Regions from separate parts of the Mus musculus genome. Here all the other regions are linked to region 4. Evidence: chromatin loops called from intact Hi-C (ENCODE). Cell type or tissue: heart. All regions are shown on one strand. Region 1 holds the start of Gm41231 (a long non-coding RNA gene). Region 2 has its middle 140 kb from the start of Gm23538. Region 3 has its middle 140 kb from the start of Gm26367. Region 4 has its middle 11 kb from the start of Gm23538.

Evidence for each region. Peaks named below come from ENCODE experiments on the same cell type or tissue, not always from the same donor. Only the 100,000 strongest peaks of a DNase experiment are listed, where the experiment ranks them.
Region 1: it touches region 4 in a loop (4-fold over the local background); 4 of 42 quality-filtered maps call a loop at or near these places.
Region 2: a loop joins it to region 4, with 2.0 times the contacts of the local background. A loop is called at or near these places in 4 of 42 quality-filtered maps.
Region 3: it touches region 4 in a loop (3.0-fold over the local background); 4 of 42 quality-filtered maps call a loop at or near these places.

The regions. Positions count from the first base shown.
Region 1 is chr14:100,280,500-100,288,499 of GRCm38, forward strand. Gm41231 (a long non-coding RNA gene) reads left to right here and starts at 5,224. Exons shown (of 4, transcript XR_003951003.1): 1 at 5,224-5,287; 2 at 5,374-5,932. It also overlaps a transcript of Klf12 not described here. In heart, a CTCF peak has its summit at 4,696; DNase peaks (open chromatin) are centred at 3,162, 4,092, 4,482 and 5,412; H3K4me3 peaks cover 4,797 bases; H3K27ac peaks cover 4,150 bases; H3K27me3 peaks cover 233 bases.
Region 2 is chr14:100,891,715-100,899,714 of GRCm38, forward strand. No RefSeq gene overlaps it. Among named protein-coding and RNA genes, the nearest start is that of Gm23538, 140 kb to the left of the region's middle. In heart, no CTCF peak of the experiment used is centred here; no DNase peak of the experiment used is centred here.
Region 3 is chr14:100,554,645-100,562,644 of GRCm38, forward strand. No RefSeq gene overlaps it. Among named protein-coding and RNA genes, the nearest start is that of Gm26367, 140 kb to the left of the region's middle. In heart, a CTCF peak has its summit at 3,804; a DNase peak (open chromatin) is centred at 3,927.
Region 4 is chr14:100,745,703-100,753,702 of GRCm38, forward strand. No RefSeq gene overlaps it. Among named protein-coding and RNA genes, the nearest start is that of Gm23538, 11 kb to the right of the region's middle. In heart, no CTCF peak of the experiment used is centred here; a DNase peak (open chromatin) is centred at 4,559; H3K4me3 peaks cover 1,347 bases; H3K27ac peaks cover 1,929 bases.

The DNA of each region.
Region 1 (8,000 bases), 470 kb before region 4:
CCAAAGCAAAATTTGATAGGGTAGTAAAATTACTCAAGTAGCCACTCTGTGGGGGAAAGAAAACAAAAACAAAAATTTAAAAAAAAAAAAAAAGAAAGAAAGAAAAGGAAAACCAACCTTTTGTAACCTAAGTACTGAGAAAGCAACCATTTATTCCAGATCACGTGTCAGGGGCTGACTTCAGACTGGGTGTGGTTTGAGTGGGCCCCCAAGAAGTAATTCTAGTGGACTGAAGTCCCACAGAGTTAGAACCCAAGCAGGTATGTCAGAGCCTCCTGCAGCTGACCTTCCAGGCACAGGGCAAGACCCATCTGCCAGTTCCCATTCTGCTTCTGGGAGTGGAGAGGGTGTGGTAGATGAGGTAAGACTGTGGTTAGAGGGTGTTGCTGGTAATTTAATATTAATATTTTTACACACCCTTAAAGCCAAAAGCTGTGGATAACTCACAAGCTGAAAAATGAAAACGTTTTAGGGTGGTTTTATTCACAAAGAAAATAAGCTGAGTGTGGGGGCACATGCCTACCCTGTACCCAGAAAGTGGAGGCAGGAGGATCAGGCTGTCAAGGGCAGCTACAGAGTGAGAGAAGTCCTGCCAGGATTACAGTAAAAGGGGAAGGGGCCAAAATATAAGTATTTCCAGTTTGCCACTGTAATTATCTTTAAAATGTAAATGGGACAGAAGCTAAGATCCGTATCAGAACATATTAAAAATGAAAGTTACTTCATAAACAAAAAAGATAATGGTAGTATTAATTTGGAGATCCTTAGCTCTTGTTCCTTAATCACAGTGGATACAACATCAATAATAATAATAATAATGTTTGTGCCAATGTTGCGCATTGATGCAGATACAGCGCAGCTACCTTTATGAACCCCAAACACTTCAGAATCCTGCTCCCCAACATACGAAAGCACATTGTCTAGCATCTCAATTTTATAGAATTATTCTAATGTTATTTAATTTATAAAATATGAAATTTCATACTTTCCATTTTGTATCAACTGAGAAAAATGCCCAAGACAGTTTTATCTCATCAGCTACTATAAGCACCACCTCCCTGGATAATATTTCTCACAACTACACATTAATGAACACTTCCCAGTTGAAACTCCTGAGTACAGGGTCTGGAGGACCAAGTAGCTAAATCACCTCTGCTAAGATAAAACGCACCTGGGTTTAAAGTAAGTAATTTTATGATGTTGGAAACAGACTGCTTCATGGCTTAAGATCTGACTCTGGAACTTTGAAACTCCGTTTCCCTTCACAAGAAGCCAGATGTCAACTCCAAGCAACATATATATCTATATATAGTCACAACATTATAGACTCTAGGCTGTGTGCAAGCTCTGGGTACTGAACACGAAGAACCCAAGGAAAAAGAGTGCTTGTACCACCTACGTTTCTGGAGCACACACAGGCAGCAGCTGGAGTAAACAACCAGCCAAGAGCTGCTAAGGTCAAGGTCTCAACTGTTACACCAGGACCATGTCCTCCCAGAGGACATGGTTTCTTGAAAAGTACTGGGGGTGGGGGTGTGAGGGGGGAGACAACAATTTTCATTCAATAATCAGTTGTAAAAAATTATCCAATAAAGTTGAGCTGACAAAAGTTTCTTTGAAATATGACTTGCTAAGTAGCAGACAAATAACTGAAGGACTTCTGTAACCAACAGAAATCCTCAAGAATGTTTTATTTACCCTGACACAGCTATGCTAGTTAAACAGATGCAGTTCATAAATTAAAATTTCATGTGAAAATATTTTAACTTGGCTGGTTTAAATATATTTGATTAATTAAGAGTTAGCATAATAAACCTTTTTTTTTCTAAATGCAGTAAATGTTTGTTTGTTGTTTGTTTCCTTCCAATATTTAAATGCTCAAATTGCTCTCTCTCAAACCCAAATTAGCTTTCTGGATTACATCTATCAAAATTGACCAGGCAACAGTGATACAATTGAAATGTCTGTCTTCAAGCATCCTATAAATAACAACAGGCTACAGTTAAATTTTTCAAACCTAAAAATATACTCTTTACATAACCAATTTCTACCTGGTTTTTCCGTTTGTTGTTTGTTTGTTTGTTTGTTTAATGGAATGAACATTCAGATAAGAACTGGCCACTAGACAGGCTTTTTTTCTTAGGGAGGAGGGGTCCCCCTGTGGTAATTAAATGCCAGATTTAAAAGCATGCCTAGGATGATGGTTTATTTTCTCATTGAAGTGACCACTCCTCTTCCCATCAGAAGCTGCGGCTTCCTAAAAGCCACCAAATGTCTTTCAAAGCATTTACTTATCTAAACATCTCTTTCCACCGCTCAGAAAGAGGCGTGAAGGCTTCGAGGTGAATTTGCAGAATGACGTGTGCAATTGATTGGCAGATGTCTAAGAAGCACCTAGATGCACATTCACTAGATGTGAATAGAGCCTCTGCCTGTCTCTCCCGTGTTACAGGGAAACAGGATGTCAATGCCAAGTTAAAATATCTTAGTGCTCAGTCGAGAATTCTATTAGACAGTAGAATTATTTTAAACAATCCATACAAAACAGAGATTTAAGCCATCTGTACAGTTAAATTAGAGAGCTGACAATACTAAACACAGAAACTGTTTATCCAGATTATACATTCCGCTGTACTAATACTCTTTAACTCAACATTTCAGCTTTTATCAGCTGAATTAGGGCAATTACTAGTAAAGTATGCAAAACTAGAGGAGCAGAGGGAGGGGGCTGGGAAGCTACAGGACATCTAACAAAGGAATTGATACTTTTTCCAAGTATTTGCCTCAAATGCACCAAGAAACAAAACTGTTGAGTGCACCCCACCCTTTTCGCCAAAGATAAAAGTTTGCAAAGTTCTGAGAGGCAGTTCTCTACCCAACAAAAGCAGAATTGATTCTCCCCGGCAGAAGAGCATCTAAGAAGAACACTGACTAACGTCGAGGTCAAGTGCTAGCCCTCTTAGCTGAGCGTCTAAGGCTAGAAGTGGCTCCTAGGCCAGCTCCGCGGGCTTCTCGGCCCAGGTGGCCTTACAAAGTTGTCCCTTGTCAACTCCAGCCAGGTCCTTCGTAATTGAAAATAACAGCCACAGGCCAGCCCCTGGCTACTCCCATGGACCAGGCACAGTAGCGAGTGACAGTTCCACATCATTACGACCAGAGACAATAATAAATGTAGCGCCAGGACTACTATTCATGCCAGCAATCTTATCTCCTCCTTAACCCCTTCCCCTCCACTCTCAAGAGCTCATACACTGCCCGCACGGCTCGGCCCCTGTGTGGCTATTCATTCAGCCCATCCATTCCGAGGGACCAACTACTTCCACGACAACCCCCCCCCCCGCACCCCCTCCCTGATTCAGCCCTGAGGATTTATTTCTCATCCTTGGCAACTGTCAGGCAAACACTGCAACCAACAATTCCAGTCGGGGGAGCAAAGCATTTGCTTAATTCACGTTACTTGCTAAGTTCTTTTAAAAATGTTTAGGGAGTGGGACAAGTAACCTCCCTCTTTCTTCTCCGCGAATCCGACCGCCGCTCCAGGCTCGGCAATAGCATCGCCCTTCCCCGACCCCCTCCCGCTTCCCAACACCCCCCCCCCTTAAGAACACAGACCAACCAAAATGATTTAACTTGAGCAGATGACAGAGGAAAATAAAACATGTTAAGAGAATACGATCTGATTTGGGATGGCAAAAAAAAGGAGGGGGTTGTTTATTTTGATTAAAAAAAAAAAAAAAAAAAAGGAATCGGCACAGACCTGAACAGAAGCTGCAGAGCAGGAGAAATTGTTTTCTTTCCCTCACACAAGAGTCCCCCTCTCTCTCGCCCTTTCTCTCTCACACGCGCGCGCGCACACTCGCGCACACACTCACACACACACACACACACACACACACACACACACTCACACGGCGTCACCCGCGCACACTCACACGCACACGCACAAGCAGAGCCTCTCAGCTGCTCTCTGCAGTTCTCAGGAAATGAATGGGGGGCAACCCAGGGAACTGTTGTACTTGCAAATGACTTACCCGGATCACATGATGCGCTAAATGTAGGGTGGGCCGGTGGGTGGAGGCTGCCGAGACGCGAGCCCGGGTCTAACGTGGGGAGCCACGCCAGGCCCGCATCGAATTACCCCGGGGCCCAGCCGAGGGGGTTGCAAGAAGCTGCTTCTCCTCCCTTTGCAGCCCGCAGCTCAGGAAATCGGAGAGGAGCGGGGGGTGGGGCGGGGCGGGGTGAGGTTGGGGTGTGTGTGGGGTGGGGAGGGTGGGGGGTTGAAAACAGCAAACCCCCAAACAAAAGAGCTCCGGGTCCTCCTCCCCAGAAACAAAGCCCCGCCGCTGCGGGCGAGCCCCGGGGTGGGGCCGAGGGCGGGGGCGGCGGCGGGGAGGGGCTCGCTCAGCAGGCGCTAAGTCGCTTTATTGCCATAAAATGGGGCCCCGAGCCGCTCTGCCGGAGGATTAGGAGGCGGGCTCTGAGTGTGATGGTTGAAATCCCCTGTGGGAAACTAACCCCTCCCCGATCACAGAGGTAGAACGCAACACCCACTGCCCAACCCTCTTCTAGCCAGCCTGGCCAGCGGCAGGGGGTGGGTCCGTGGAGCCGCCACCCCGCCCCACCGGCCCCACCCCTGCCCCCGCCCCTGGCCCTGGGCCTTCTCCGCTCCACCCTGTCACCTGCACCACCTCTCTGCGGCACCCTAAATAACCAGTACATGGCCCCTGCCGCTCCAATAGCCGCAGCCTGGGGGGAATTCTAGGGGTCTCGGAGAGAGTAACCTCCGGATGACAACTCTCATTGGAGAGACTCTTGTTGAGCTGGCACCAAGTCCCCCTCTTTTGTGTCACCACGCGCCTAGGCAGCCTTGGAGAGAGAATTAGGAGACAAATAAAGAGGCCAGCCCGCGTGGCCCTTGCCCACTCCCCACAGCAACCAGGGTGGGTGGAGGCGAGCGAGGAAGGGGCCCGCGCCCAAGCTCTCCCTGCGGCTCAACCCCGGCTAAGTTGGAAAGGTGTGGGCGGAGCCGTTGGAGTCCGAGGGGTCCGTCCCGGGCGCCTGGCGGCTTGGGCAACAATGGGGTCCCGACGGGGGCTGCTCCGCGGGTGACGGGGGCAGAGAGACTCTACTAGAGATGAGGGGGAATCATTATTTAGGTTCGAGTGCGTTGCACGTTGCAAGAGAAGCCAGGGCGCCCCACTCGCTGAGATTCACCTTGGCGGGATGAATGGGGGCGAGGTTCGGGCGTGTGCCTCGCTCGGCTACCGGGGCACGCCGGGGCGCCTAAGCAAGCTGGCCATTTAGGAAAGCAGTGAAAGAGGACAGGAGGCTCCAGCTGAGCTGGGACCCCAGCCAGGGCGGCGGGGACATGAGTAGGGACAGATCGGTGCTCCGTCCTCGGAGGGGAGCCCGGTGCTGGACGCCATCCCTGCAGCCCCGCCTGCGCGCACGGAGCAGTGGATTCGCGGGATTCTGGGCGGGGAGAGGGAGGAGGCGGCTCGGCTGTTCCCTCCGCGGCTGAGAGGACTCCGGGTCAAGCCTCCCGGGAGGGTCGGAGGGGGCGGGCAGTGGAGGAAGCGGAAAGGGCCCGGCGGGGTGCAGGGTTAGGGCTTACCCCGGGCAGTCCTGGAGGGTCGGGGCACTATGGGTACCACTTTCTTGAAACGGAGGTGAGCTCCTGGGGCCTGACAACCCCTACCCGGTGCCTCCTAGCCCGCCCTGCGTGGGAAACCGGCCTGAAGGTGGGAGGCTCAAAGGGGAAGTTTGTGTTAGAGAAAAATTTGCAGTTCTGCGGAGTGGAATGGGGTGGGAAGAGAAACCGTGGGGAGGCCGAGAAACAGGAAATGAGAGCTAAGGAGCAAATTGGAGCCAGGAAAAGCCAGCTTCTACATCTGTGTGGCAGCGTGGCATTTGCTGAGCACTTAAGGCCCAGGTGCGCTGTTAATGAAAACAAAGGCGGGGCACCGGCTGGCCCAGCTCTGCCCTTGCCACGTTTTGTGAAGGAGGCGAATGGGAAAGGTGGTCCAGCCAGAAGAGGACTGGCGCGGCCCTGTCCTAGTCAGGACAGGATGAATCAGCGGCCGGCCGGAGTCCTCTTCTCAGAGAAACAGGATTGAGAGAGACAGTGTGTCCCTGTGTTAAGGTTTCGAAGAAGAACAAATGAGATAAGTGTGAAAGTGTCTGAAATGTGTGCGGCACGCTCTTCCAGAGAAGTAGCTCTAAATGAGAAAGCAGTGGGAGCAGGGAGGTATGAGACTCGGGTCCCCAGGAAGGAAATGGGACCTAGAGGCTAGAAGGTTCATTCACTGCTAGAATGAGGGTCAAGGGTGTCTCTGTTCCAAGAATTGGCAGCCGCGAAACTCCACCTGGTCTGATCTTGGAAAGAAGCCCCTCTCCGCTCCCGTGCATCCGGACAGAAAGAACGCTGCAAACTCAAGCTTGCAATATTGCAGAGTATCAGCAAATGTTCAAAAAATCCTCTACTGGAATCACTAAAATTTTCCCGCAGGTGGGGCTAGGATAGGCAGGGTTGGGAGGAGGCTCTGAGGAAATTATGTCATCCCGGCAGTTCTTGTGCTAACAGCTTTCTCAGAGATCTTGAGTGCCGGAGTAGATCATCAATATATAGAGAATACTTCAATGCGCGGGAAAACAAAATGCCTCCTCCCTATAGCAACAGCCATGGGCGTGTTAGGCAAGCGATGACGTTCGAAACTGATCTACAAGAATTCATTCCAAGGGAGAAGGAAATTAAGGGCAGGTCAAGGTTAAGATCTAGAGTCCGAATAAAACCTGTGGTCAAAAGAAGGAAATACATCAAGTATTGGGGCAAAAAAAAAAAAAAATGCTAGCAGCATTTTGAAAAAAAGAATACTTTTAAGTGGAAATTAGAAATGGTAAAATATGGCAACTCCCCAGCTATAAAGAGGGCGGGGGATGAAAAGAAAAACACAGGTTTGGAATGGAGAATCTTGAGAACCAGGGGTGAGAGTGGAAAAGTAAACAAAGAATTTTAAAAGGAATTTTACAGGGATGGATGTTACTGAGATTTCGACTGCAGTGTGCATGCCAAGTGGGGGAGGGAGTGTCTGTGAGTGTGTCGTATGTGTGCATGATGTGTGTGTGTGCATGTGCGTTCGAGTGTGTGCATGTGGTGTGTGTGTGTGTGTGTGTGTGTGTGTGTGTGTGTGAGTGTGTGTGAGAGAGAGAGAGGAGAGAAAGAGAGAGAAGAGAGAGAGGGCATTTGTTTCTAATGGAGATTATATCATTCTGGGTCTGTACAGAACTTAAACTGTGGAGAGAAGGAAGTAAGGCAAGGAAAGGTCCTGCCGAGAAGGATGGGCGTAGTTTTTGCTGTTTAGACCTTTCTACTCCACTCCATGTGTGTTCAGAGATAACGGGAAATCAGAACAAGTAAAAATGGCAAAGTTCTTAGTATCAAGCATGTACAATTCTGATAATGTAAAAGAATAGTAAGAGAGAAATTACTGAATCATAGAATTTTAGGACTGAAAGTATTTATGAAATTTTATCCCGTAAATGTAAATACTTTGGGCCAAAGATAATGGCCCAGCCTTCTACTTACTTCTTACTTGGTCTTTAACTTGAAAAAAAAAATGCCAAAAAAGGATAAAGGGTGTTATGTTTGACTACACATGGCATACACATTGAATTAATTTTATATAACATATTGTCCAGAAAAGAAGAGAATGAACAACCCCCCCAAGGCACATAATATAAGTGACTCAACATCAATTATACAGCAAAACCAACAGCTGCTTTATTTAATGATATGAAAGCAGATATTCTACCCACAACCCCCACCCACAGTTTTTTAGATTTCATAGTTAGCTAGTAGTAATTTAATGAAAAATTATTATCGCTGTTGAGAGAAATCGTTTATAGTATAAAAAAGTTTAAACCTGTACCACACCCCAATTTCTATATGGTAAAATTCTCTCCAATGTGTATTAAAAGTAGTTAAACATTTAGATTAAAGA
Region 2 (8,000 bases), 150 kb after region 4:
GGAAAGAGATAATGGGTCCTGACACCTAGAGAATTGGATCCCCTTAGTTACCAGATGTCTCCTGGTCGTCGTCTTCTTCTTCCTTTTTTTAATGTTTTCGGTTTTTACACAAATAAGAATCACATCTAAAACTGGATTATAAGTATGAGCATAGCCACCACCTGCTCCTATTGGAATTGTTCTGCCTATAAACTATTAACTTAAAACTACTCAGGTTTCGGATCTTAATGACAATGGAAATGTAATTATACAAAGTAGGATTAGTTCACTGTGGGCCTTGGATCCAATTTGTTGTCATTTACTTCAGAGATATTCTTCATCAACTCCTCCAAGAATATGCATAGGAAGGTACCAATTGAGGATTATTTTATTAAATTCTCTCTTCACCTGCATCCTTCCCTCCTTCTCTGTCCCCATCTTCTTCACACCTGTACACGTTCAGGCACCAAACACGTAAGCACACACACACACACACACACACACACACACACACACACACACCTGACAAATGCATTATAAAGTAAAATATTATCAAACCTATTAAGTTTCTACTTTTCTAACAGAATCCAGAGAATATATTCCTTTGAATTAAGGACCTTGAATACCCCTGCTGTGTGGATTTATTTAGAGACCCTCAAGTCAAAACAGCATTGAATTTGTCATAGTTATCTCTCTTTTCTTGAAGTAGAAAACAAAATCTGGTGCATTCATTATGAATACCTATATGGCAACCATTATGCAAAAACTGTTACCATGATTTTTAAAGATATAATGAGTGAGAGGGCGCAAGTTGTTTCTGGGTTTTGTTTTCATTAAAATGTCATGATTTAAAGATAACTAGCCAGAAAATGTCAAGGATGAACTACTGTCTAAGAGGAGAAGTCCACAGAAACGAACTTAAATACCATTTTCTGTCTATTTGAAAATGTTTTCTTCTATTTGAAGAATGTATTGTTTATTTACTTATACATTATTTAGTAATGACTGTATCCGTGCACTTCACTAGCCAGTCTCAACAGTGAGAAAAAAAAACAGATATAATTATTCAAAAACAAAAGAAATTAGAGCTAGAGATAGATTTAGACATTGATGTGATGTCCTAAAGTCTCTGACGTCTCTCTTTCTCTCCCTGTGCTTGTGTGTGAGAGAGATTTTTTTTTTGACAACACTTTAGAAAATTCTTTTCAGGGTGGCCAGGGTAGGCAGTGGACTGAGTCCTCAGGCCAAGTTGTAGATATTACAAACAGGATGGGGATGGTAGTGACTAAATTAGTTATATTAATGTGATATAAGTTAATTTCTAAACTTAGAATACCCAAGATACAAGATACAATTTGCAAAACACATGAAACTCAAGAAGAATGAAGACCAAAGTGTGGACACTTTGCCCCTTCTTAGAATTGGGAACAAACCACCCATGGAAGGAGTTACAGAGACGAAGTTTGGAGCTGAGATGAAAGGATGGACCATCTAGAGACTGCCATATCCAGGGATCCATCCCATAATCAGCCTCCAAACGCTGACACCATTGCATACTCCAGCAAGATTTTGCTGAAAGGACCCTGATATAGCTGTCTATTGTGAGGCTATGCCGGGGCCTGACAAACACAGAAGTGGATGCTCACAGTCAGCTATTGGATGGATCACAGGGCCCCCAATGGAGGAGCTAGAGAAAGTACCCAAGGAGCTAAAGGGATCTGCAACCCTATAGGTGGAACAACAATATGAACTAACCAGTACCCTCGGAACTCATATCTCTAGCTGCATATGTATCAGAAGATGGCCTAGTCGGCCATCATTGGGAAGAGAGGCCCCTTGGTCTTGCAAACTTTATATGCCTCAGTATGGGGGAATGCCAGGGCCAAGAAGTGGGAGTGGGTGGGTAGGGGAGTGGGGGGGGGAGGTATGGGGGACTTTTGGGATAGCATTTGAAATGTAAATGAAGAAAATACCTAATTTTTAAAAAGTTAATCTCTATTGCTTTTAATATAGTAAATTGCTTATGAAACACCAAGAGCATAGAAATTGTATTGTGGAGCCATTGCCAGCTTCAATTTCCTGCAGAATTGTTTCCTTTTGCAAGCGGATATCCCGGTGCTCTCTGGACAGCGGAGGAAATCTGCACACACATGCAGGATGAATGGCCTGAGGGAGGTTTTCTGAATTTTTTTTTCTGGGTTCCATTTTCTTTGTGGTTTTTCTCTTCTTGTAGGGCAAGTATAAAACTCAAAGTGGCCTCTGAGTAACAGCAAGGCAAGCAAGAAGACTAGAAAATCAGGGACCACTGGAAGGAAAGAAACCCTTATCTGGGAATCCAGTCAAAGTCTCTTAGCGGAAGCCCAAAATCCCAGCACTGTTAAAACAATTTTACTGTAAAGGTTACATACACAGAGACAACAATTCTTTTACATAGAGACAGTTGGGCTATTTAATTAGCAATATGTCCTATTTAAGAGTGTATGTAAGAGCGTATGACCAAGTACATTGCTGTTCTTCTCCTTCCCCTCTGTGAACTCCAGGAATCTCACAGGAAACTTGTTTATGGTAAAACGTATACCTTGGCTCCTTACACAATTCTTATAATCCATAGTTTTATCTTATCATATTGTAATCTTGGCCAAGTCATATTACAGCTATGTACTTGTCTTCGAAGCGCACCTTACCCATACACATACATGAGTATGGACTGTCTCTGAGCACCTGTCTTTCACTAATTGTTGTTTATTAATCTATTAAAATACCTTGCCAATAAACTGTAGCTCTGAGCCCTATGACTTTTCTTACATTGTTTTGTAGGGAACAGTTAGGACCCCTGGTGTCACCTGGATGTCACTGAAAAGAACTCAGGCTCTCACAGAAGGTAGCGTGGTGCTGTCTTTGTCCCCTGCCCCTCTGCCTCCAACAACTTGACAAAACACCCAGTCTCCTTCACTGGAAGCAGACTTGTCTCTAATTTTCCAGGGTTAGTTCTTGTAACCCTGTTCGAGTTATGGGTGAAAAGTCTGGGACAAGGTGGCATATGTTTGTCTCAGCTATCTTAATAAGGAGAGCAGCCATTTCTCTGGACATATCCTGCTATTGAAACTTGATTCTCCTGGTAAATCATGAAACATAAGACACACCACTGCCCTGGTGTTTACTTTATTATCTGACATGCTTACAGGGGTAGTCTGACTTTTGTCTATCTCTTTCATATCACAACAATTGAAAACAGCATTTTCAGACAAAATCTTAGTACCAAAGATGACAGTCTTTCTTGTCAACCAGATTTGATAATCATGTAAACCCAGGAGTTCCATATGCTTAAATCCCCAAAGTTCCTCAATAATAAAATGGAAGCCAAGAAGAACTGATTTCTTTCTCCTTTTCATATTATCTTTCAGTTAGATCAATGGTACCTTTTCAATGAATTCCTGGAATGTCTGTTAGTCACTGTAGCCCATCTGCATAACTTGTTTTGGATTCTGCAGTGAGTTCGAGCTATCTTAGCTTTATATATTCGTATGTTATCTCCATCACTGGGCATTTATAAGCTTTGAAACACAGGATAAGGTGTAGTAAACCTAGTCAGCAGAGGAAGGCACTGAGGATGCAGGCATTCATACACCCCTCCGGAGCTAGGGAAATAGCCCACTTAGGGAAGAGTTTGCTTGGCAAGTGTGAGGATCAGAATTTGTCCCTTCAAACTCATGGTACAACTCAGAGAGCAGTGAGGTTCACTTGTAAACCCAGTGCTGGGGAGGCAGAGGCTACAGAATATCTGGGGCTCCCTTGCTAGAAAGCCTAACCTGATTGCTGAGCTCCAGGTCCATGAGAGATCCTGCCTCAAAGAAGGTGAGAATGCCTGAAGAATGACACCCAAGGCTATGCTTTGGCCTCTGTGCACAGGCATACTCATTTGCATACGCATCCCCCCTCCACCCACCTGCGTCTGCACAGACAGGCAGAAACATGCACATGCACTCACAAACACAAACACATGGACCAACATTCAAAGAAACTCAGTATTAAATTAAAGTTATAGCACTATTGGTCAATAGTGCTCAGATTCTAACCACAAGGGGTTTTGTTTGTTTGTTTGGTGGTTGGTTGGTTGGTTGGTTTTCTATTTATTTATGTTTTTGGTTTCTCTGTCACCCAGGCAGATCTTGAACTCATTATGTAATCCTTGGCTGGCCTCAAACTTGAAGTCTTTTTGCCTCAACCTCTTGGGTGTTGTTATTACAGGTGTGTGCCCCTGTACCCAGATTCTTATGAGTTCTTTACTCTCCTTTTTCTATGCTGGGTTATGTAACATACTTCACATAAACAGATGTATCACCAAAATACAAACATGTTGGTGGAGGGCATTTGTTTAGCATGCCTACAAACACTCCTGGGAAACAAATGGTAAATTCATGTAGTTAGGAAGGATGTACTCAGAGTTTCTGATATGCTAGACAATAATTGTAGTCATGATGCATTTCCTAACAAATAAGTGAGACATTAAATCTATGCATAACTGCTGACATTTTGTGATGTGATTAATACAGAGGAAGAGGGCAATGCATTTTTTATTTGTGCATTTAGTACACAGAATTCTGTCCAGAAAAAGGCATTTTATCTATGGCCTGAACTTATCTACCAACCCTTACAGAAACTCTTTTGTAACTTACATGCTGATATTTGCTTAGTGCCTATATGAAAAACATTAATATTTTCTTTCCTAGGAACTCCTCTTTCTATGTAAACTTTGTGTTTATTTCTGCTCTTTCTTATTTCTTTAAAACATCTCTGAAGTATTACTATTTCCCTGTAACCTTGTGTATACCACTGAACTTTGACCTATTGCTTGGTAAGCATTAATGGAAGGGGCTTTGTGAGCTTCACTATCCCCATTGGGAAATGCTACCCTGTTCCTTTCAGGCCTTGTGGATTGACTGCACGAAGTCCTGTGACCAGCTTGCACAGCACCTGAATATTTATTATTATTTTAAATTAAGATGGGCCTGGTTGAACTTGCCTGAAACCCCAGCACTTGAGAAACTGAGTCAGGAAATCTATAAACTGGTGACCAGCCATAGTGATTTTGAGACAACCCTGAGTACAAAGCATGGGTGTCCCAAATAAAATGCTAGCTGCTAGGGACTGACACAAGCATACTGAGCCAGCACTGCTATTTCAAGTTTATCAATGAGACTTGTATGCTTACTTAAATTTAAGATCTCTGTTTTGGGAGTATTTGAGTTTTAAAAATCACTAACCTAACTCCTACTCCATAGTTTAGAAAGACCTTTCAGTACATTTGATCATTGTGATATTCCATTGCTTATGTCCCCTTTATGGAAGAAAGAACTGAGTAGAACAGACCAGCAAATTCATCCTGTCTGTCAGCCTAAATTCACATCAAATTGCATGATGCCTAGGTCCAATTCTATATTTTGGACCTCCCTCTAACAACCAGGGAGAATCATTTCTGGAAACAATTTCCAAGCTGTGTTTTCTTTCCTTTATGATTATTACTCTACTTTTTAACCTTTAGCCTATATTTGGTACAACATTTTACTTATTGTTGCAAAACAACTACTCTGATCCACTGAGCCATCTCTACAGCTCAACTGACATCTCTCTGAAATGGCTATAGACATATCATTGTTTTTTAAAGATACACACACACACTAATTATAGTCCCTATGAATTAAAGAATCTCATCTTCTTGGGTACAGTAGTAACAAGGTAAATACTCAAAAATATGGTAAATAATATCCTTTGTTGCAGGATATTTCATTACATTGTGAACTGAGATTGATTTGTGTAATCAAAAAATAAATAAAACATGTTTCTAGTTGTGGTGTTCCAGCCCTTCATCCCTCTGACTGGAATACAGACAGGTCCTCAGTACACATCTTTAATTCCAAACAATGAAGGTAAACTTAGTTTGTGGAAGGAAGCACCCGTGTTTGAAAGTGATGTCTAATTGAGTGACAGACAAAGTGAAGAATCAGAGAAAGATTTAACAGAATACAATATGCCCAACACTCACAAGAACAGAAAGAAAATAGATGCTACTCAAGAAAGACAGTGCCTGGAGAAAAGAGAGGAGAGGAGGTAGTTTTACTGGGATGATTGTCCAAAGATAGGTTGCACAGAGAGAGAGAGAAAGAGAGAGACACAGAGATGGAGACACAGAGAGAGACACAGAGAGAGACAGAGAGACAGAGCAAGCTAGACAAAGGTAAAGATGGAATGAGCCAGAAAATGAGAAGAAGCCAGAAGATTAGAACAGACTGCCAGATTGAGGCCAAGCAGAGCAAAAGATCAAGGGGTCAAGAGAGAAGCCAAATTGGATCAATTTATAGAGGAGTTTGAACCAGAACAGCTGAATGAAACCAGCCAGGCAGAGTTCAAAAGGAGCAGGAAAGGATGAGTTTATTCAGCAGTAAGTCTTAGAGGCTGAAACCATACTAGCGCTAAATAAGATTGTATGGAGGCTAAAAGTTTCCAGGACTAGTCCTAGGTTAGCCAGTACAATTGACCCCTTGTCAGCTTGACATAGCTGGAGTTATCACAGAGAAAGGAGCTTCAGTTGAGGAAATGTCTCCATGAGATCCAACTGTAAGGCATTTTCTCAATTAGTGACCAAGGGGGAAAGGCCCCTTGTGGGTGGGACCATCTCTGGGCTGGTAGTCTTGGGTTCTATAACAGAGCAGGCTGAGCAAGCCAGGAAAAGCAAGCCAGTAAGGAACATCCCTCCATGGCCTCTGCATCAGCTCCTGCTTCCTGACCTGCTTGAGTTCCAGTCCTGACTTCCTTGGTGATGAACAGCAGTATGGAAGTGTAAGTCAAATAAACCCTTTCCTCCCCAACTTGCTTCTTGATTGTGATGTTTGTTCAGGAATAGAAATCCTGACTAAGACAGAGGCTAAAAACATACTAGCCCTAAATAAGATTGTATGGAGGCTAAAAGTTTCCAGGACTAGTCCTAGGTTAGCAGGCAGAGGCAGTAAACCTCCAAGATGAGAATTACAGCAATTGAACAAAAGTTACCTCAAAATTATTTTTGTGCCAAAACACAAAGGATTAAGCCATGCAAAGTAAAACAAAGTTTATAATATATGCACCCATAAGAAACCCAGGGATCATTTGATAATGCTATGATTTCACACTGAAAACCACTTCTGTAGTTGAAAAATGAGCCTGAAGATCAGGAAGGAGGAATCAGAGCTTCTAATTGCTTTCTTTGGCATTTACACACTGATATGTTCCAGCCAGGTAGTAGGCTAAATTAAGCTCCTGAAAATAACCAGTTTCCTCTCCTTCTGGAGACTCATATTGGAGATCTGACAAAATGTACCTGGAAACAGAAGTGAGTCAGCAGACATCAAATAAAAACACCCACCAGCACAGAGAGCTCAAACCCCTCGGTTAATAAACAAGGCTTCAAGGCCTCGGTGGCCTCCAACAGCTGGGAGACCAGAAATGAGTGGAAGAAAGATGCTGCCATCGTCTTCCCCATAACTCTTTTCTCCACTCCTTTCTAATGCTGCCCACCCACTCAGCCAATTTACTAAGAGCTGACTCACTGGAAGATGAGAATAAGAGCTCCCCAGTGCAAAGCAACTCAGACAGTGATGTAATTAGAAGAGTATGTGGACCTTCATCTAGATGTAGTGCCATTCCACCAGGTGAAGGTACCACTGCCTCTTGCATTAGCCTTGATAGCAAGCAGCTGGAGCCTAGCTAAAGTCACACATCATTGAGTGACAGTGCTGGCTTTGGGCTGCCTAGCCTGAGCATTTCACAGCTGGAAACAGTGCCAAGCAAGGATAAAATATATCTACCGTTCCTAAAAACTCTCTGCTTTTATTCAATTTATCTCCGAAGCATGCCCTGTCTCCGTAACCGATTATTAGAGTTGCCCAGCTAATCACCTTCAAGCATCCACGCAAATCCCAAAGATGTCAGTATGTGTTTTATTATCCACACATTTCTACTGGAAATCCTGCCTAGGTAGCAGTATA
Region 3 (8,000 bases), 190 kb before region 4:
CACAACTACCTAAGTACAGGAAATTGGACGTAGGTAACATATCTAAGCCGGAAAATGGCAAGGGTTTAAATTATTTTTCTTCTCTTGTTCACACAGGGTGTGTTTGTACTTGATTCTATTTCATTGTTAATAAAGCATTGTTGGAAATACTTTGCTGAGGAGCTTGGTCTCTTGGAACTCTCACACTGAGAGTATGGTCATCTGTGTTTGCAATAAGATATTGGTTTGAAGGACTTTATGGATATTTCTCAGTATTCATCAGAGAATTAGGTTAGGTTGGCTACTATATTAATTCCTTCAAAGCTTCAAAAGTTATTTACATAAAAGTGAAATTTAGAGAGTAAGGATGAGAAGCAACCTGCTTCAGAACAGATACTGACCTTTATCTGACTCCTTAAACACCCGAAACACCTGAAAATAGTGACGCTGATCAATTCTGTCCACCTGCACTGGATAGGAAGATGCTCTATCAGGAGAGGGTAATGCGCTTTTTCATTCACTTCTGTTTCATCCCGTGTTTTTCTTTTCTTTACCTTGTGAATGACAAAGGAGAAAGTAAGAAAAACCAGAAGAGAAAAGTAAAATTAATATTCGTTATGAAAGATTTTTAGGCCGGGCGGTGGTGGTGCATGCCTTTAATCCCAGGACTCGGGAGGAAGAGACAGGCGGATTTCTGAGTTTCAGGACAGCCTGGTCTACAATGTGAGTTCCAGGAGGGCCAGGGCCATACAGAGAAACCCTGTCTCGAAAAACCAAAAAAAAAAAAAAAAAAAAAAAAAAAAAAAAAAAAAAAAAGATTTTAGAAAAATATCTTCCTTAAACTTAAATTCAGCTGGTGTAAAACCCAGAGGGAATCACCTCTGATTCCTTTAAAAGATTCCTTAAACATTATAGGAGGATGGTGCTTCAGCCTTTCAATTACATTATATCCTGTCCATTCTTCCAAGAAAATGTTTCATGAGTGACTTTTAGACAATACACAATGTGGTTATGATGAAAGACCCAGTCCTTGGCTGCAAGGACCTTAGACATGTAACTAGCAATAAAAGACTGAGTTTACAGTTTAAGATGGAGGTGCTCTAGACCAGACAGGGATGAGGAACGTGAGACTTAAGCTGTATTTTTAGGGAGGGCTGGCACTGTCTACGTGAAGGCAGCAAAGCAGAGGTAATTGTAGGCAGAGCTTGATTGAACAGAGATGTGAAAGAAAGTGCATATTACATGAGAGAAAGATGCTCTATCAGGAGAGGGTAATGTGCTTTTTCATTGACTTCTGACTCTGAAACCGTTACCATGGCATTTCCAAGTTACTCCACTGTTGCTGTATGTCACTCATAGTCCTGTAGCTAACAGTTCTTACAAGCTTATTTCTTCCTGTCAGTCATTTCCATTTTGAAACTATTTCTTTTCTTACTTCTGTTTCCACCTTTTGACTTTATTTATAGCCCAAATAGAGATTGTCCCAGGGTGTTGATAGAACTGTTTTTATGGACGCCCTTGAGTCCTTTCATGAGACCTGGTGAAGACAGGTGAGAACTGGAAGTAGTGGGGAGGGGTTCATGGTGAGTTCGATGGTGGAATCTCTCCTGAATGAAATTCTCAACTTTTAGCATATGCTCATCTCCTCAAAGGGGGTATTTATTGTTAAGGTTTATACTATTAAGAGCATGTTAGAAGTCTCTATATTACATGAATAAATGATGTCTTTTCTTTAAAAGCCCACTTAAAAACAATAAAATGCGCATGACAGTCAATGAAAATAATTTTGAGTATAATTTCACCATCAAAAATTGAGGTTTCATGCTATGTGATGTTATAACTGTTCTGTATGCTAAGTCATGATATGGCTGTGAGTGGATGCTCAGGGTATACTTTTTCAGGATAGAGGGCAACACTGGCCTTGCCTTCTTCCTTTTGTCAGGACTAGAAATAAAATCAAGGGCTTTACACACACTAAGCTGGAACTCAGTCACACACCTAGGCTCAAGTTATTATCTTCATATTCTATTTAATATTTAGGGAAGTTACACGTCAACTGTTTTCTACTATTATGGCTCTTTTAAGCCTTAGTTGCTATTCTTGCTTTAAAAAAATCATTTAAAAAAATCTTTTGCTGATGTATGCAAAACCAAGCAAGAGCGCTCCCTTACAACATCCACCTAATACGTCTGCCCTTCTCTCTAAGCACAGAAACTCCCACAGGTCTTCCACTTCACTGTATCATTTTTAGGCATCTCTGGAGCCTGGTTCCCATGGACATATATTATTTATGCAGAAGGAAACTAAGCTGAGCTCTTACCATTGGGCTGAACATCTTCTTTACTTAGCTGTGACCAATGATATCATAGTCAAGTGGTTAAGAGGATGGCCAGCTTAGAGGCCAATGAGGAATACCTTCATCATTTAGAGAAACACAAATCAGAATTTCTCATTTACTTATTGAATTGAAAAATAAGAATTACTTATGTTTACCATGAACTATTTCATGACAAACATATATGTTTACCATGAATGTGTTTTGAAATATACATATATACGTATGTATATGTGTGTATATACATATGTGGGGGTTATAGAATAAGTAAACTGAGCTAAATAATATTTGTATTACACTGTGTATCTTATAAAAGAAAACATAAAACTTAGAAGAAAGAAAACCTCGAAACAATAAGAATGTATGTAGAAAATACAAATATAATCTTACTCAGCTTACAAGAGAAAGTAAAAGTATAATACTCATAATTAAATATCATTTATAACCAGAAGCTTATCTTTCCATTTAAGAATTGGCTAGTATTCTGATTGTTTTAAGTGAGTTTTTAAGGGAGGAGCGCTGTTGTGGCATCTTCACAGGTATGTGTCAGCACACCCGGTGTTCACCTGTCTCCCTCACGACTGCCTCCCCTCATTCCCTGCCAACCATCTCCTAGTTCACCATCTTCCTGCAGTGGCTCTAGCCTTTTGCTTTCTTATCATATGTTTTAATATTAAAAATTAGTCTATTCACTTTCTTGTTGGAATTTGTCTTAAAAACGACATGTTCTTTCTTTGTAGTTCAACTTGGTCTAGAATGTCCAATCGTCATGCCTCGTACTCTTAAGTGCTGGGATTACACATGTTCACTACCATACCTGATTTTTATAGTTTTTATTTTAGCCTCCAAGGTGTACTTTAATTTAAATACTGACAGAAGTCAGATACTATAATAGTATCATTTTCCTGTTGAACACTATCAGTACTCTTTCTCTCACTCTCACTCTCACTCTCGTTCATACGTCTCATTAAGTCTCACAGGCTGTCCTAGAATTCACTATATAAACCAGATTGGCATTGAGCTCACAGAGATTTGCCCACCTCTGACTCCTAAGTGCTGGAATTAAAGAAAAGAGCCACTATGAATGGCTTTTCAATTTGGCTTTTAAAAAGCCAGTCAATTATGCAACCTTTAAAAGAAATTCTTCATTTGAAAATATCAGTAGTCAATTTTTTTTTATAAAAAGAAGACCTAAGCATTACTATAAAGAACATAAAGAACATGAGGAAGGAAGAGAGAGCTGACTGTAGAAAATAATATATCTAGAAATAGAAACATCCGATATTTCTGTTTAGTTTCTTTCTCTGCTTTATCAGTTTTATGGATTTCAAATCAAGCTATACATATTTTGCTCTCCATTTTCTTTTTACAGTAGGAAGTAATCTTTAAGCATGCTTTAGTGGAGAGAATTCTTGATATTTGTGGACTAGTGAGTGTGTGGAAGAAAAACAAGAACCCAGATCTGAATCTGCGGAATGCACACCAGGGGGAAAGCCAGGGGACGAGCCCCAGGGAAGTCAGCTGCAGGAAGATTTTCTAACAGCGGTGGTGGAAGAGAGGGGCTGGGTCATGGACTTCCTGGCTCACAGCCAGCTGGGAAGGAGCCAGAAAGCTGGGAAAGCAATTGAATAAAAAATAATGAAAGTAACACAGCCCAATGGTTTTGGTCATTGGGCTCCTGGCAATGTCATTAGCAAACGGTTTCCTGTGCACATCAAGGGAGAGGGGATGCAAGAAAGGCCTGTCAGGTAATGTAAGGAACCTGGGCTCTAATTCTATGCACATGTACAAGCAAAATTTCCACAGTGTTTTGTAATATCATGCTTAGCCAGAAAACAGAGAGAGTAAGTGAATTATTTTGGCACATGTTTATAATTTTATTTGATGTTTTTGATCATGTCATGAATTTAGCTTCCTTCTCCCCAGGACACTGTATTAGAGACAGGATCTTTATGACAGAGATATGACTATCAAGAATTGGTGTGTTGGTAAACAATTGAACACGGATCCCAAAGTCCCCATCTAATATCATACTTGACATAATAATTATCACTGTAAATTCACGAAGACTCCAATTATCAAATGTATTTTATGGAATGAAACCTGGTTTGTCTAATTCACAGATTCTAAATAGACTGTGGACGAGTCTTAAAATCTGCCTTCAGTTTAATTTCTTTGCTTGATTTTTCCCCCTTGGGGTAAAAAAATAACGGACAGCTGTGGGGAAAGTCACTATATATTCTAAATAGAAGTTTGATAAGGTGTTTCTGGAAATTTCTGGAGTTGGCCTTTTCAACCTTATTTTGAACAATTTAAAACATGTTTCAAGGGGTTGATGCGAAAAGTCTTAGAAAAAAAACAAAACAAACAACAACAACAAAAATTGTTGTCCGGTGTGACTATGGCTGAAATGTTTTAAAGGCACGTGGGGATATTTGGAAGATCAAAATTTTGTCTTCTCACAGGTCAGTTTATGGCGAACTTTACTTTGTTCCTAAAAAGTTTTAAAGAAGTTTATTTTCTTCTTGAAGTTTTGATTACATTTTATTAATTATTAATTTACTTCTTTATTTATTATTTAGTGTGTGTTTATGTGTATGTGTGCACACATATGCATGCAAGTTTCACAAGGCATACACCTGAAGGTCAGAGGACAACTAACTGGATTAAATTCTCTTCTACCAGGTTAGTCACCAGGAAGACTGAAATCGAATAATCAGGTGCGCTGACAGGCGCTTTTTTTTCCCTCTCAAAGAATACATTGTATTTTGGCAAGGGCTATCATATTTAGCGCAGGTTAGCCTTGAACATATTAGTCTCTGGCCTCTGGGTTGCAAGTGCAGGATTTGTTGCTTTGAAATAATTGTGTTAGATGTTGTTGAGATATTTTTTCTCCATAAACTCCCATTTGCCACTGTCACTATTACCCAGCGACTGTCACTATTACCCAGCGACTGTCACTCTTACCCAGTTTGATGATGTCCGGGTTCCCTGAATTTGTCCTTGTGTATGACTGGTATCGTGTCTTAATGTGTGTTTGCACACGGCTTCCTGTGAGCATGGCATTTACTCGATGAAGGCTTTCTGTCCATGTTCTTGCAACACTTGCAGAAAGGGTTTTGTTAAATGATTTAATCTGTAGATAACAAGATCCTAATTTATTTTGGTTTATTTGTTTTGCAGCACTGAAGATGGAAGCAAGAGTCTTACAGAAGATAGGTACCCTACTACTGAGCTTCATTCTCTGCCCTAAAAAAAAGGTTCTTATTTAAAAAAAAAATTGAATCTTAAAGTGTGTGTTGGATTAATTCCAGTGCATTTAAAACATTAGAGTCTCAAGAGGTGAGGATAAAACCACATTATTTTTAATCAAACATATATGCAATTTAGCATTTATTTAAAAACACAATAGTTGCTAGTACCAAACAGTGTGAATATATTTTCAGCAATTAAGAGCTACCAGCTGAAAACCATCATTTGGTACTGTATTCTTAGAATATTGGTTTCGGAGAAAACTTAAAAATGCAGGAAATATTATAGATCTCATTTGATCCTGTAGACAATAATAAACAGAAGTTTCACTCTCCCTTGGAGCCTATCTATTAAGAATTGGTCATCTAGAGCTCCTGCAATGGGATACCTGATTTGGGCACCTGTGGGTATATGAACCCTTCAGAGGAGAGTTGAAGGTGGAGCTCATCTGTTATGTGGGTAGTTAGTTTTATGTCAACTTAATACATGGCAATACATGGTAGAGTCATTTTAGAAGAGGGGACCTCAGCTGAGAAAATGCCTTCACCAGCTTGGCCTGTGAGCAAGCCTGTGGTGGTATTTCTTGCTTGATGATTCTTGTGGTAGGACCAGGGGCACTGTGTGTGGAGCTATCCTAGGGCTTGTGGTCCTGGGTTCTATAAGAAAGCAGGCTGAGAAAGCCATGGAGAGAAAACTAGTAAGCAGCATCCCTCCATGGCATCTACATCAGCTCTTGCCTCTAGGTCCCTGACCTGTTTGAATTGCTGTTCAGACTTCCTTCAATGACAGGCTGTTACCCGAAAACATAAGTGAAATAAACCTTTCCCTCCTTAAGTTACTCTTGGTTATGTTGATTAATCACAGCAATAGGAATCCTAGTTAAAAACAATTGTTAACTAAGCCTTTTGAGACACTTATAGGCATTTACTTCCAAAGAAGATAATGTAAACAATTGATAGACAAGATCAGCTTTATTTTGTTTAGTTTCTTTATTATTCTGTAGCTATTAGATTCCCAATAAGTGTAAAATGCAGGCTGTATGAATTTTATTTGGCTAAGCAGTGTTATAGAATTTAAATGAACAGATTGTTCTTCATTCTTTTGTAAGTTTTAAAACTAATAAATATTTTACTGGAGCATAGATGAGCTATTTGTTATTACTCTTAATGTTTATGATAATAAAACGAATTAAACTGGACAGGTATATAGGTGTCCATTCTAATTCTGCTCACCTAAATAATTCACATGATAAGGAAGCTTTGCATATTATCTGAATTTTACTTGCTAGTTTAAATACAATTTCTTTCAGCCAGAATATTTGTGGAAAATCCTACTGGATAAAGCTGGATCATGAGACTTCTTTTAGAGCTTTTAGAGAAGGCTGTTTATATCATATATATATATATATATATATATATATTTATATATATATGCTTTTCATACATCATAGAAATTTTTTTTTAAATTATCAAAATATATATAAAAATGTATAGTTGGACACAAATTTGTAAAATCATCCTTGCTGCGATGGATGATTACTAACAGGATTCTAATTCATCATTTGGGGTTAATTAAGGAGTTGATTATGGTGTTGCTAGGGTAGATTATGAAGTGAGATTGTTATGATTTTTGTTATAGTTTCTTTTTATGTTGTTCTTGCTTTTCTCTTCAGCACTGCCAAATGCCAATGTAGTGATTTACCAGGCAATACTGATTCAGGTATGCTGTTAAGTGACACACAGAGAAAATGTAACCAAGTGTGTGACCTCAAGAAAGGCCAGGTACGAAAGACCAACCTTGGCATGGAGAGCAGTTCTGAGAGAAAGCATGTTTGGAAGTGTCTAAAAGAATGACTCAAATCAAGAAAGTCAAGTTGTAGATCTAAGATTTTTCAGTCTGCTTCTATGTTCTGCTTTTTTTGTGGAGATTTGTCTGTCTTTATTCTGCTTGCTTGCTATTCTAAGAGATCTCTCTGTCCAAGTCTTATGCGCATGCAGGTGTGTGTGTGTGTGTGTGTGTGTGTGTGTGTGTGTGTGTGTGTGTGTGTGTGTGTTTCAGTTCTGGATAGCTCGGTCCAGTGTTCTATTTTACATATCAATAGAGTCATTTACTCCAGGTTCCCTTTTGACCATCTTATGAATCAGCATCTCACCAACTCAGCCCTTTGATTCTTAGAAGACAACAACCTCACATTTTTCTTACTATTGCAAAAGAATTCAGAGAACTGCTTACCTTTGTTAAGTACAGAAGATAAACTAAGTTGGTGGGACCATGCCCTGAAATTACCATTTCTACCACACCTGGGCCTCGACTTGCTGCATCCCAGGTTGAACTTGCCTGCATTCATATCTTTCTGACAAGCTGGCTCATAAGTGTAGCTCCTTTAGATTCATGTAGCCCCTCATATAATAATTTTTATTGCATCTCTATGTTT
Region 4 (8,000 bases):
GAAGACCTGATACCAATATTCCTTAAACTATTCCATAAAATAGAAACAGAGGAACACTACCTAATTCATTCTATGAAGCCAGTCACTCTGATAACTAAACCACACAAGGACCCAATCAAAAAAGATAACTTCAGACCAATCTTGTTCATGAATATTGATGCAAATATACTCAATAAAATTGTTGCAAAATGGAATCCAAGAACACATCAAAATCATCATTCACCATGATCAAGGAGGCCTCATCCCAGGGATGCAAGGTTGGTTCAATGTATGAAAATCCATTAACTTAATTCACTATATAAACAAACTCAAAGAAAACAAATCACATGATCATCTCCTTAGATGCAGAAAAAGCATTTGACAAAATAGAATACCCCTTCATGTTAAAAGTATTGGAGAGATCAGGAATTCAAGGCCCATACCTAAATATAATAAAAGCAATTTATTACAAACCAACAGCCAATATATATGGAAATATACGTGAAACAATTCCACTAAATCAGGGACATGACAAGGGTGCCCACTCTCCCCATATCGAGTCAATATAGTTCTCAAAGTGCTAGCTAGAACAATAAGACAACAAAAAGAGATCAAGGGGATTTGAATTGGCAAAGAAGAAATAAAGGTATCACTTTTGCAGATGATATCATAGTATACATAAGCGACTCCAAAAATTATACCAGAGGACTTCTCCAGCTGATAAACAACTTCAGTAAAGTGGCCAGATATAAAATTAACTCAAATAAATCAGTAGCCTTCCTTTATCCAATTGATAAACACGTTGAGAAAGGAATTAGGGAACCAACTCCCTTCACAATAGCCACAAATAATATAAAATATCTTGGGGCAACTCTAACCAAACAAGTGTAAGACCTATATGACAATGACTTCAAGTCTCTCGAAAAAGAAATCGAAGAAGATCTCGGAAAATGGAGAGATTTCCCATGCTAATGGATAGTACAAATGGCCAAACTACCAAAGGTAATCTACAGATTCAGTGAAATCCCCATCAAAATCCCAACACAATTCTTCAAAGACTTGGAAAGAACAATTCTCAAATTCATCTGGAAAGGCAAAAAACCCCGAATAGCAAAAACAGTTCTTAACAATAAAAGAACAGCTGGGGGAATCACCATCCCTGACCTCAAGCTTTACTACAGAACAATTGTGAAACCTGCATGGTATTGATACAGAGAAAGATACGTTGATCAATGGAATTTATTTATTTATTCATTTAGTTCCAGGTTGTTTCAGTTTTGGCTACTTGATGTCAAGTTGAGGCCAGTGTCACAGGACCTTTTACCACCTCTTAGGGGTTATAAGTAATTAATACTGTAATTTAGTAAGAAAATACAACCAATCAGTAGCTCCTGACAATAAGAAGGATAATTTGCCATCAGGGTGATGACAAGAGGAGGCTGCTTTTTACAGATAGCATAAGGGTTTTGTTAGTTTCTCTCTATGTGGCTCTCTTCAGCATTATTCTATGTTCCTAGTAACATTGGTCATGTTCTTGGAAAAACCTTTTCTTCATACCTGGTATGCTCATTCATATTTGTTCTGAGAATTAAGCAAAACAACAGGTGTCTGAGGATTCTGAAAACTAAAAAGCCCTCAAATTTATGTTATACCAAACACTTACATTTCTATTTCAGAATGCACGGCTCTGCTCACATCCTTTCCCTATTGCAGACTGTATAGTGTGGCCCAGTACCTCTAAGTCACACGGCATGTCTGAGGCTTACATTTGGTCATCTATAGCCTCTGGCCCCTTCATTTCAACAACTTTCTTTCATTTCTCCTCAGCACCAGAGGTCCCACCTCACTTAGTGTTTTTTGTTGTTGCTTCTTTGTTTTTTGTTTATTGAATGTTTCCTAAGTTCTGCTAGCATGGTGCCCTTCTTCAGGATGCTCTCTCTAGAGTGGATCTGTCTACTAGCATGTTCTGCAGTTATGAACCTGTGCCATCCAGTATGGCAGCTGCTAGCCCCAAGTTGCCACTGAGTATTGAGTTTTGACAACAGTGACTAAGGAACTGAGTTTTAAATTTGGTTTAGTTGATTTAAGTCTAATCATAAATGGATACAAGTGGCCAGAAATGGCAGTCGTGCCCAACAGAGACCTAGAATGCTTAATGCCTTTATCATTCTACATCTAAAACCAGCAACTTGTTCTTATCTAATACACAGATCATTTCATCCTTGAAACCAACCTTTGTGCTCCTATTTGGACATCCTCCTAGTTTTCTTACCTACCATGTTTCATTTGCTTGCTCATATCTTATCTTCTCTATTAAGAGACATGCTCTATCTGGTAGCACCTTAGTCCATTTGTCTTGCTATAACAAAATATCATAAACTGGGGAATTATAAACAACCAGAGTTTATTTCTTACTGTACTAGAGGCTAGAAGTCCAAGGTCAAGGCAATGGACAGGTTTGGTGTCCTGTGTCAAAAGAATGAGAAGGTTCTGTGATTGCTACTTTCTTTCTGCTTCTAAGGAGGTTCCTTGATGATGCATCCTGAAGAGGGGACAAAGATGGAGTGTTCACTTGGGCAGAGAGAAACAAATGATGAACTCATTTCCCTGCTAATCCCATTCATGAAGGCTTTGCTGCCATGAGTCCGTTGCTTACTTACTAAGGCCACCTCTCCTAACTGTTTGTAGTGATGATTCTGTTTCAATACATAAATCTTAGGGATGCACACACTCCTAGTGAGGGTCCTATTTGCATCAGCATCCCTAGAACACCAGCTATTTTATTCAAAGGTCTTTACTGAGAGATTACCACCACTTTTGTATTGGCAGACATTTAAACATTCTAAGGAGAGACAAGTGTGAATCTCTCTTTTGTTACCAGCTGTTGAAATGATGGCCTCTGGGAGTTTCCTCAGGAATCTGGTGCTGGGAGGAGAAACTTGTCTTCCAAGAAGAGATTTCAAGGAGGGCGGTGGTGGCGCATGCCTTTAATCCCAGCACTTGGGAGGCAGAGGCAGGTAGATTTCTGAGTTCAAGGCCAGCTTGGTCTACAAAGTGAGTTCCAGGACAGTCAGAGAGAGACAGAGAGAGAGAGACACAGAGAGAGAGAGACAGAGAGAGAGAGACAGAGAGAGAGAGACAGAGAGAGAGAGACAGAGAGAGAGAGACAGAGAGAGAGAGACAGAGAGAGAGAGACACAGAGAGAGAGAGACAGAGAGAGAGAGACAGAGAGAGAGAGACAGAGAGAGAAACAGAGAGAGACAGAGAGAGACACAGAGAGAGACAGAGAGAGAGACAGAGAGAGAGAGAGACAGAGAGAGAGAGAGACAGAGAGAGAGAGAGACAGAGAGAGAGAGAGACAGAGAGAGAGAGAGACAGAGAGAGAGACAGAGAGAGAGACAGAGAGAGAGACAGAGAGAGAGACAGAGAGAGAGACAGAGAGAGAGAGACACAGAGAGAGAGAGAGAGATTTCATAGTGATGACAAACCGTAGTGCAGATGGGTCAATGGTGCCATGCCTACACATTGACTTGGACTGCCCAATCATGCATATATCCTACCATCCATTTAAACCTACACCCTATGACAGGACCTGGAAGATGGACTTTGTTCCTCTTCCCAGTGTGCCTCACTGAATAAATTTCCTTTCTCTGTGTTCATTGTTACTTTAGGTTTAATTGGCCTCCTGAGGACGGATGGCTCAGCTATTTGTTAGTGCTGCCAGAGCCAGATTCGATTCTAACACATTACGGGAGTGGAAGTGGCTGCCTCTTTTCCACTCAAGCAGAGTGCACAAGTTTCCCAGGCTGTGCACCATCGAGGTCTTAGTTGGACAATTAACAAAGGACTTGGGAACCATCTAATCCTTAGCTTATAAGCATTCTTATGTTCTTCCCGTTTGACATCTACATTTTTACTCGTAATGTATGTTAGTGCAGCTAGGGTTTCTGAGGGCCATTGCCTTACTTACTAGACATAGAAAATGGAGTCATAAATAGAAAATGAATAGGCCCCCACTTGACTTTGGAATTACCCTGGCCTTCAGGGTCAGAGGAAGGGGGTCACTGCTAACCCCACATGCAAACAAAGGCAGGTGGCCTGTACTGCCTTGCTTGTTCCTCACCCTTCCTCTCAGCAAGCGACCCTTTCCAGGCTCATCTGTACAGACATCCTGAGGAAGAAGAAAAGCCACCCAGTGTCTGCCCTTTCTTCCTAGCATAATGTTTGAAAGCGTAGACCTTGGCCAGATGGGACACACTTGGCAGATGTTCCGGAGCACAGCATTGCAACTGAAGAACTTTCTTCTTGGAACTCTGTCCCAAGGGCAAGGGTAGGGGTGAACAATCGAGGATGGCTGAACCCGGAGAGGCTCTGCTCTTGGCCAGCTGCAGCCTCTGAGGGATGTCACAGCCTGAGGCACTATCAGTCCTTGTAGCTTTCCCTATAAACTGGACTTACTAGCAGCCAGCCCGTGCCCAGCCTTGCCCGGGACTGGAGGGAGAGGGAGGGAGGGAGCTAACAGCACGGGGTGGGGAGGGTGGGGGGTGGGGTGGAAAAAGGGGCGGCACAGGAAGTCAAGCTGAAGCTGGGAGTGAGGACAGCAAGGGGTGGGCCGGGAGGCAATGAAGTCAGAGGCAGCAGGGACTGCAGCTGAATCAATTTGGAGCTAAAAATAGCGCCTTGCCGCTTCTGCCTCCGCAGTGATTTCCTAAAGGTCTCAGCTGCGCCTTGGAGAGAAAGCCAGCGTGTGTGTCCCCACCTCTCCTCCCAACTGGTGAGCGGAACAAAATAGCGGAAAGCAGCGGGAGCAAAAGAGACTTCCTCGGAGTCTCTCTAGACTGCAGCCTCCCTGTGTGCAGAGCCCCTGAAAGGGCCTCTGCTTCACCTGTTTTCCTCTGGAGTGGGATAATTCGAAATAAGGTCTTCCGAGTCTGAAAAGAGGTAAAGATCCCAGACATCTATGAAGAATCCAGACAAATGGGGCCCTTGACTTTCAAGCCGAGTGCATCAAGCATAGGACTGTCCATTCTAAGACTGAAACTGTTTACCAGACACAAGATAAAAGTCCTAATCTTCAAAGATGGACCATCGCAAAACAAACCCGCCCATGCTGGCCATAGGTGAAGGTCTGAACCTTCTGAATAAAGTTTGCCTTTTTTCAGGAGACACCAATTTAGGGATCAGTTTCCCTGATTGACCCCTCCACCCACCCCCAACTCCACCCCCACCCCCACTCACACACTGGCTAAGAAAAAGACAGCGCACATAAAAGTTTGGCACTTGGCAGAGTGATTTTCCCCCCCGCAGTGTGGGGAGGTAACCTTTCTGCAGCTACATCTTGACATTTGCATGGATTCAAATGCATCATAGGTAATGGCACCTGTGTGCCGAAGCCTCCTGATTTGTCTGTTCCAGCCACGGTCTGAATGAGGACTTTCGAGCTGAGAGATCGAAGGCAAAAATGTGCATACAAATTATGGGAGAACAGATAATGGGACGGACCATAAAAAGGAACAGGTTGGATTGATGTCTCGCGGCTCTCCTGCAGAAAGCATCTGTTCAGATTAAACAGCCCAGCTTTGGAAAGTGTCTAAGCTAGAGTCTTGATTTTAAAATCACCATTAATAATCATCTGTCCATACTTTTGAGTTAAGTATCAATTGTATATCCTTCAGAAGGAAACTAATAACATATACCTAAGCCCCAACCGTACAGGCAATCTTTTCAAAGGGAAGCCCAGTCCTCAATTCTTACTTTTAATCAAGCAAATTTGAACTATCGATGCTCATCTGTGGAATATGTGGAGACACATTAAAGGTTTCAAAGACCTCAGACACTATGAGGTTCTGTAGGTGAAGCCCCTTGTTCATTGTCTGTCTTGCTTTGAAATCGGTTCACTCTCCTGGAAGGAAGCAATAGTTCCTGTCAGAGAGAAAAGCAGAACACTGCCCAACTTGCCAATTTGACAAACAGCAAACTGTTATCAAGCACATTGGGAATCCGGCTTTCTCAGGAGGACCTATTGTTTACAGAAATATCTCAGCTGAGAAAGAAGTAAACATTGCCCCTGAGCTGCTGTGATAAAATTCGCATGGCTTTCTAAGGGTATTTATAACCTTCGAGGGGGAAATCTGCAGAAAATTTAGAATTGCTACAATGGTCCCCTTTGGTGCTTCTAATAATTTTTGGGCCTATTTCAATATTCCAATGACTGTTTTCACTGTCAAACAATGACCTCTGAAGTGAAGCCTATTTCTGCCCTGTTGGGCTCCTAATACAATTAGTAGAATTAGAAATGGGTAGGATGAATGCAAAAAGGAAAACAAATCAGTACTTAAGATGTAATAGAACTACATTTATTTTGTTCTGTTTTGTTTTGTGTTTTGTTTTGTTTTGTTTTGTTTTTTGTTTTTTTGAGACAGGGTTTCTCTGTACAGCCCTGGCTGTCCTGGAACTCACTTTGTAGACCAGGCTGGCCTCGAACTCAGAAATCCACCTGTCTCTGCCTCCCGAGTGCTGGGATTAAAGGCGTGCGCCACCACGCCCGGTATATTTTCTTATAAAGATATATTTGAAAATATGAAATCGTTTTTGAAGTTTAACTAAACCATCATCATCCGAGTCACGTTTAAAGCACAAATGACAGCTTCCCAGGCCATGGTGGGAACACTTTGGTGTTTCCTATTTCTGGGTGACATTAGGACAGAATGAAAAATTATTTCACTTGTAGTGTGAGGGACTGTACAATAGAAGGCTGGGTCCTGCCCAAAGAGAGGCACCGTAGGAGTCTCAGAAGCTGTTTGCTGCTCTTGTGTTTAATCTCATCTAAGTAAGTCCTAGTGCCTCAGAAGCAGACGCTATAGTGGCTAGGGAGCAAAGAGAACACTCGAGGTTCATCTGGCATGTTAGGAGTGAAATGAGCCAGGGGAGCCACGGGGAGATAGACGTCCTCCAGGTGTCTGGTCAGGGTGGGAGCAAGACGGGTTAGGGCGGACTGGACAGTAGTTAGATTCTTGTTCATTCTCTCTACCTGGGCATAGAAGGAAGAATGATAAGGTTCATAGGTCTGAGGAACTGTAAACTGACACTAGGTAGCTTGGGGGCATGACAGCTTCTGTTCCAGGCCTAGTTACCAAGGTCTGAGATTCCGAAGCCCATGGCAATGGACTCACATACAAGGCATAGGAGTGGCGTGTTTGCCCAAGTCCGAGAACTTGCAAGAGCTGACTTCTCAGAAAAGAGCTTCCGGAAAACTCCTCCCTGGCTCACAGAAGACACAGGAAGTTGTGAGATAATGAGAGAATGAGAAGCTGACTGAAGCAGGACCCACCCGTGATAAACTGCGCAGAATCAGTCTGTGGATTCCTCAGGCAGCGTCATAGACTCAGCGGAGAAGTCACCGAAGTGTAGGCAAGGAGTTCTGCTCTAGCTGATCCGATGGCATTTCAGAGGCTCCTTCAGTTTCCATCAAGTTTTTCCTCTGGTTTGTGAATAGTCACTAACGAGTCTATTAAACTCACTGGGGTTCCTTCTTTGTCATCTGTTGTTTTGTTTTTATTGTTGGTTGGCTAGTTTTTGTTTTATTTTATTTTATCTTATTGCTTATCCTTTGATATTTGTCGTTTTGTGTTTGTTTGTTTGTTGCTCATTCCCTGACTTGTCCATTTCATGAGAATTTCTGTTTCATCCTTGCCAATGGTTTATACTGACAGATTTTTTTTTTTTTTTTTTTTTGTCATTTGAATGAGTATGAAATGAAAATTCATGATTATTCTTTTTTGGAGTCCCTGTTGGTGGACATCTTCCCACTCTGACATTGGCCATTTAAATTCTTACTCAGAGAATCTCCACCTCATCTCTATTTTTCAGACAATGTTTTTATACTTGATGTTAAGAATTTTATGTAAATCAATATCAAAAAATCAGTATTATATCACTTATAGCAAATATCTTCCCAATACTTGTGGTTTTGAAACATCATCGTGGCACCTCTTGAAATACAGTAGTCTCAATGACAAATA